2 separate regions of the Homo sapiens genome follow, and region 1 is linked to region 2. Evidence: chromatin contacts called from ENCODE Hi-C data. All regions are on one chromosome and are shown on one strand. The core of a region is the stretch at or near the end of the contact, and the rest is flanking DNA. Distances in the headings are between cores, read along the strand shown.

What was found. Hi-C counts contacts between places; a loop is a spot of excess contacts on that map. Pooled maps may share reads with other maps.
Region 1: a loop to region 2 is called in a pooled map of psoas muscle, with 5 times the contacts of the local background. The contact joins the promoter of HERC3 here to the promoter of GPAT3 in region 2. A Hi-C loop is called at or near these places in 2 of 50 pooled maps.

Annotation. Positions count from the first base shown.
Region 1 is chr4:88,590,964-88,594,609 of GRCh38, reverse strand. HERC3 (HECT and RLD domain containing E3 ubiquitin protein ligase 3) reads right to left here and starts at 2,130. Exons shown (of 26, transcript NM_014606.3): 1 at 2,036-2,130. RefSeq lists silencers at 1,105-1,514, 1,835-2,394, 2,565-2,624.
Region 2 is chr4:83,534,787-83,538,486 of GRCh38, reverse strand. It overlaps GPAT3 (glycerol-3-phosphate acyltransferase 3), which reads right to left and starts at 2,379. Exons shown (of 12, transcript NM_032717.5): 1 at 1,724-2,379. The coding sequence starts at 1,864.

The DNA of each region.
Region 1 (3,646 bases), core at 881-3,380, 5.1 Mb before region 2:
CCCGTTTCGTCTTTTGGCGAAACCAAAAACTACAAAAAATTAGCTGGGCATGGTGGTGCACGCCTGTGGTCCCAGCTACTTTGGAGGGTAAGGTGGCAGATTCGCTTGAGCCTGGGAGGCGGAGGTTGCAGTGAGCCGAGATCGCACCAGTGCACTCCAGCCTGTGCAACAGAGCGAGACCCCCCATCTCGAAAGAAAAGATATTGTCATAACTTTATTTCTACCTCTCTATGCAGAAAATCCCATTCGATCTGGAGAATAGTACTTTTACTTATAAAACTGAAGCATAACTATCTTGTGTCTCCAGTAGGGGTACTACTACTCTCATTAAGTATAAAAAAAGTTTTTAATTGGTCATACAAATCTTAAGAAATTTAAATTTGGTCTTCAGAATGAAATGCTATAACGAATGGCTTCAAGCACACAACATGGAACATTCTGAAATCCCTGTTTCTTTTTCAAAAAGTAAACTCCAGCTACTTACTGAACAAGAACTGGATGCTAGTGCTAATGTGCTAATTTTGTTTTTCATGCCAAAGGAGTTCTGCCAAAGAGGTTTCTAACCTGTCCTCCTTGTTCCCTGCATTATACTTTTTACAGAAAGTTCCTAGCCTCGAAGGCGGTACGACCATGATGTAAAATATGTAATTCAATTATTTTGCTTTAGGATATGCAATCCATGTACTTTGCTTTTCTGATTTATAATGCTACTCCCTCCTCCCCCAGGGTAAAGGAAAGTACAAAAGGAGAGAGCTTCACAGTAATCTGCCGACTAAAACATGATACCCGATCACCGCATTTAAAACTTTTTATTTTTTCATTTCTCTCAAGTCTAGAGTTGAAAAATCAGCTCACTTGATCTTATCTAATCATCAAATAAAAGGTTCTAGAAATAGCTTCTTATTTGTGGAAAGAGCCAGAAGACACATACAAATGGAAGAGAGCTCTTGAATCGTCTTTCCCAAAGCATTCTATGCGTGATGAATGCAAGCAAAATCCTGGAAGGCTTTTCTCTGAATTAGGTACTTCCTAATTGAGCTCATTTGAAAGCTGATGTAAAATGCAATCAGAAAGCAGCCAGAAACAGTGACAGACCAACAGCAAAGTTCAAATACTTATTCCCTGGAGCTCATGCTGCATACACATATTCCGTGCACAGTCGCATTAGGTACTGTCTCCATAGGCTCACCTGTTTCAGGTTACACATGCTCCTCTCGGTCTGGTTGCCCTGGTTTGCCCACTCCACACATTCACAAATGACTCAAGTCTCACCTGCCCCCGGCCGTCCCAGCTCCTGACACCCCCGCGTCGGTCCGCACCGACGTGTCGGCGTACACACACACACACACCCGTACACACGTGTCCGCACACACCCTCGCCCCCGGCCCCGCCCAGGAGGCGGACCCGGGAGAGGCGAGCCGGCCCGGCCTCCGCGAAGTGGGTGGTGCCGGGCCCCGCAGCCCTGCCGGCGCTGTCATCGCGGACGCCGTGCACCGCGTCCTCGGCGCAAACTCCTCGCGGCCGCTGAGGTTCCCCAAAATGCCAGGGCCTCGCCAGCTCCCATTTCAATTGAAAGCGTCCGCGCCCCTCACTGCACGGAGGTCCCTGGAACCCCAGAATTTAAATAGGGGCAGGGGGCGAGCATAGGGACTATCCTCCTTTTGACTTTCTGCGTCGCAATTCCTCCCGGGCGGCAGGGCGGGAGGGCGGCCGAGCGCGGGCGGGAGGCGCTCCCATTTTGAAGGCTTGTCTCGCCTTTCCCGGCGCGGGGCTCTCTGACCGGAGGGCGAGCCCACGAGAACGCCAGGGAGGCGTACGCAGGGTACTAAGGGCGCCGCGCCCCAACCTCCCCGCGCCCCAGACCCAGGTCGTCTCTGGAGGTGCCTGCAGCCCCCGCCGCCGGAGCCACGGGAGGAGCCGCAGCCGCCCCTCCGGGAGCCGCGCGCTGACTGCAGTGCCAGGCGGAACGCGGCCCAGCGCGGCTGCAGCTCCGCCGTACCCCCCTCCCTGGAACCCCGGCCCCCGCCCTGCGCACCTCGGCAGCAGCCGAACCGCAGCTTGGGACTCCGACTGTCACAGCCCCTCTCGCCGGACCCGGGGTTTCTCCGTTTTCGGCGTCACAATAATAAGGAAGTTTCCCCGCAAGCCTGCGGGCGGCGGAATGCGCTGGGTGAATGGCTTCGCACCGGGCCAATGGGCGCCGTTCTGGGATGGGCCCGCGCCAATGGCGGCCGCCGTGGCACGGGCTGGAGGCGGGGCGGCAAGGTCCGCGGGCAGGAGGAGGGGAGAGGCCCAGGCCCCAGAGCCAGGCGCAGGCTGCCCGAGGTGACAGGACTCGAGGGCCCGGCGCGGGGACAGCGGCACGGGTGTGTCAGCCGAAATCGGACTGCAAGACATAGAGCGTTGACGCTGAAATAAGATTGCTTTTCACTGGCGGGGAAGCGAGCTGGACCGATCAGCGGTTGCCTATTCAGGTTCTGGACTCTGGTTTTTATTATTTATGAAGAGGTGACCGAAAGCCTTGGGCACGGGGGAAAAAGCTGGAGGGTGACAATTGAGGGAGAGTGCGCTAGTCTTCTGCTTTACTCCCCTTCGTAGGACTGTAGGAAGCGCGGCGCCGGCCCGCGGCGCTGCGCGGTGGGAGAGGCGGGGAAGGAGGTACGCGGCAGCCGCCGGCGCTCTTCTGGAGAGGTGGGGATCGAAGACCGGCACGGGGCTGCGGAAGAAAGGCGGGCCTGGGGGAGGCTGGAGGGTGGACCCGGGGGGAGCATAGCAAGAAGAGTCTGAGCACCAGATCTTAAAATCTTGTAATCTGAAAGACACTCTGTGGCCTATACCCAGTAACGGATTTTTTAAAAGTTTGTCCTCTTCCACTTTTCCCTAGCGCCGAATCCCAGAGCTTCCTCCCCCTCCCCAAGGTCACTAGTGCTTTCATACTTGCCCTAGACCTGATCTGATCCACAGCTAATCTTTTGCAGAAAACCTCAGAAAGGTGACTTCATGTGTCTGCCCCCCTTAAATGTAAAATGCAGAACACTGGCACGGTACTGCTTTAATCCAAAGGAATAACTCTCCCAGTGGAAGAATTTCTATAACCTGGCATTTGAAGCAGGAAGGCCCTTTGAGGATAGATTCTTACCAAGGACATTCAAATCACCTCAGGTCTGCAATCGCTCGTCCTGAGAACCTAACAGACTGACCAAGTAGAAAAGAAAGTTTCAAGGAGTGGTGTATCCTGGGGATGAGACGTTGTTGGCTGACTGACAGTGTTGAGCCCTCCGTGAAATAATGCAAATTGTCCAGTACACTGAGACAAGAAAGCTAAAAAAGCAGAATCTAAGTTATCAGGTCATCTAAGAAAAAATCCAAACCTTTGAAATTTGGATCACACTTGACACGTTTAGAAACACTGGGGATGGCCAGGCGCGGTGGCCCATGCCTGTAATCTCGGCACTTTGGGAGGCCGAAGCCGGTGGATCACTTGAGGTCAGCAGTTCGAGACCAGCCTGGCCAACATGGTGAAACCTTGTCTCTACAAAAAAAAATACCAAAATTAGCCGAGTAGGGTGGTGTGCGCCTGTAGTCCCAGCTACTCAGGAGGCTGAGGCAGGAGAATCACTGGAACCTGGAAGGCGGAGGTTGCAGT
Region 2 (3,700 bases), core at 1,130-3,629:
AAAGAGGGAACACCAGCTGAAGAGGATCATCTGCTATGGGAGAGGATTCTGAAGATCTCACATTAGGAAGCAGTCAAGAAATTCACAGCATAATGTGACCAAGCTCAGAATGTAAAGTCAATAAGAAGAGTTCAAAACTGAGAAATAGCTCCCAAGTAGAAACAGTAGAACTTTAAAAACATGAGCACTGAGGATGAAGAATCACATACAACTTCAAAGTCTAGGCAAAGAAATAGCCACAAACAAGAGTCTAGGGCAATACAGGAGGCTAGCAAGTACAAGACAATGTCCAGTGGGTTAGAGATGTATACCTGGGAGCCACCCAATTAGCTGAGAAAGAAGAGCAGATAAAGCCACGTCCTAAGGGCAGAGAGAAAACAGGTCACAAAAATGGGAACCAAACTTATTAGAAGGCACTGTGGAATGCCAGAATCTCAGTAATCATATTATTCTTTTAATAGCAACAAGCATTCATACAGTAGGTGCAGGCAGCCTTCTAAGGTGCTTGATACCTTTTAACTCATTTGAACAACCCTATGGAAATAGGAGTTATTGTTACTCCTATTTTATAGATACAGAAAATGAGGCACAAGAGTAGATGACCTCCCTAAGGTCACATTTTGAGAAACAGAGCTACAATTTTGGTACCAAATCTAAGCAAACCTGTATCCAGGGTCCCTAATCCTAACCACTAGGCTGCAGGGCCTCTTCTCAGTTGAGATGCCTGTTTCTGGCCAGGCGTGGGGCTCACACCTTTAATCCCAGCACTTTGGGAGGTGACGGCAGGAAGATTGCTTGAGGCCAGGAGTTCAAGACCAGCCTAGCCAAGATAGCAAGACCCTGTCTCTTATGTTAAATATACACACACACACACACACACACACACACACACACATATTATACATATAATTAAATTTTTTTTTAAAAAAAGACTCCTGCTTCTAACACTTAATTCAAAGAAACCACTGATCTCTGACTCTCAGTTTCCCTCTCTGTAAAAGGGGGTTGGCACTTGCCCTCCCTACCCTACCCAGCCTTTTGACACTTAATAAAACCCTAAGAGTAAGCTGCAGTTGTTCTCTACCAGGCCTACTTCCATCTAACATTTTTCTTTGCAGGATTTGGAAACAGGAGGGTAGGGAGACCTGAGGTCAAAGAATATATACCTTTTCAATGGCATTTCAAGTGCTGTTGGTTAGATAAAATTTCCATGACTCCACTAAAATAAAATAAGATTTCTTTCTGCCATCCAGCAATTGGTCTCTTATCTTGGGCATAAAGAAGAACATGATGCCTTTCTGAACTGGATGCCTTAGTACACAAAAGGACCTCTGAAACCTGGGGCTGTAAAAACAAGCGGGTGAAGCGGAAACTGCACTGCATAATGGATATAAGCAAATCCTCTGATACAAAAAGTTGGTCGCATTGTTGTTATTCTAATCAGTAAAATAATAACGATGCTCAGGGAGTGGAATGATTTTTTCGCCTTCGACCAGAGAAACAACAGAGTGGTCCAGTGGTTCCAGCCTAGATCCCTCCAGCTCCGCGAAAGAAGCCGAGATGCTGACTTTCGCACTGCTGCGGGCAAGGAACAGAAATGCACGCACGCATGCACACGCGCGCACACACACCCCTGACTCGCGACCACTGACCTTGAGAACTGGACCCCCGGGTTCTCAGCCCGCAGCGGTGTGGGGCTGGCTGCATCCCTCCCGGCACTCACCTCTAAAGTTTTCACTAGGATCTTCATGTAGATCTCGGAGATGCCCAGAGACACTCCGAAGACCGAAGGTAAAAGGATGAAGCCGAGAACCAGCGTCAGCCAGGTGGAAAGGATCTTCCCGGCCAGCTCTGCGCCCTCCATGACTCGGCGCACCCACTCAGGAGAGGTCCGCAGTGGAGGGCCGAGCGCCACAGCAGTCCCTGTCCCCAGGCAGTCCCGCGGGAGCTCCAGGAGCAGAGCGCCGAGCCCGGCACTCACCTCTGCGAAGGGAAGAGAGGAAGGAAAAAAACTTTCAGAATTACGGCAATATCCTTCCTTCCTCCCTGGGCTCCTCCTCGCCCCTGCCAGTTAACTCTTTCTCCGCTGGCTGCCCAGGTCTGGGCTGAAGCCACCGCGGCGTGCGGAGACCTGGGTAGCGCGAGCCAGTGGTCGGAGCTGCGGGTAAGCGGAGGCACACCGCGGCGCGGGCAGAGCGCGCGAGCGCAGCCAGGAACCCGCCCCGCCCGGTGCCTGATTTCCTCTGGGTGGCGATTGCGACAACTCAGCAGATGACTCACGGAGGCCCTCCCCGAGCCAGGTTCCCTGCGGGAGCACCGCACTTTGGCACACCGGTCGCCGGCGGAGCTGGCACCGGGCCGCGGGCTGTGCTGGAAGCTGGCTGCGCTCGGGCGCCCAGCGCCCTATTTCTGCGCGCTGCCCTCGCCCCACCTCCTCCGTCACCCAACGGGGGAGCTCCCTGGCAGTACTTAGCCCAGGAGTGCCGCAGCCTCCTGGGCGGTCTCCGTTCTTCCCCGCGCCCCGCCTCCCCCAGCACTCAGCAAAGGTCCTTTCAGGAGGAGAGTTTTCATCTGAAAAATGTCAATATTTTCTTCACCCGCAGAATGAACTGCTGACGTATCTGGGACGCTTGAGGTCTTGTTTGTGTGGGTGTAAAACGAACTCTTGGAAAGGGCTTCCAAGGACAGGAAAACGCAGAGCGCACCACGCAGCCGTGTACGCCGCTTCTGGCTTCCACACCTCCTTCCCCACATGGCCTACAGCTGTGGGGCTCAATCTTGCTTATCCCGAGAGTAGGAAGCTCTCTCCACGCGTTGCCTAGCCCACTGAGCCGCCATCTCCCTGGCACAGAAACCCTGCGGCTAAGTATCTGTCACTCCCTTTCTGGGGGAAGATTCCAACCACACCTTCCCCTACCATTCAGCCAATACTATCCGCGCTTAGGCGTAGCAGAAATGCCAGGCCGGCGCAAGCCTTCATTCACCAAGCTGACAGGTGTCTCCTGGGTGTTCAGGCTCCGCGCTTCTACCGCGCCAGCCCTTATCAGAGCAACGAAGGGCAAAACCCTGTATGTTATTTACTACATTGCTGTTCTCTTAGAGACCAGAACTATTTTTAAGAATGAGCAGAAGGGATTTTGAGAAGGGATTTTCCAGATTGCCGCTGAATTCGACCAAAATCTCTTACAGGTACTTTTCAGGTGTTGTTTCAAGCTGGAAAAAAACTGAGAGGGCCAGCAAACTGAATTGAAACAGCGCTGATAGCAAATATTGCAGAGAAAATGGTCCCTGCCCAGGGTGTGGAGGAAGTGGGGAGCCAACGAAGTGACAAGCCCCTCTGTAAAGAATGTAGATGTCTGCCTTAAGTACTTACTGCCAGGTAGCTGTCACAAGCCCCCTCCCACACTAAGAACGGAAAAAATTATAACTTGATGATTAAAACCAGGTTATGGACCGGGCGCGGTGGCTCACGCCTGTAATCCCAGCACTCTGGGAGGCGAGGCGGGCAGATCATCTGAGGTTAGGAGTTCAACACCAGCCTGGCCAACATGGCGAAACCCCCGTCTCTACTAAAAATACAAAAAAATTAGCCCCGCGTGGTGTCGCACGCCTGTAGTCCCAGCTACTCAGGAGGCTGAGGCAGGAGAATCACTTGAACCCGGGAGGAGGAGGTTGCAGTGAGCCGAGATCGTGCCACTGC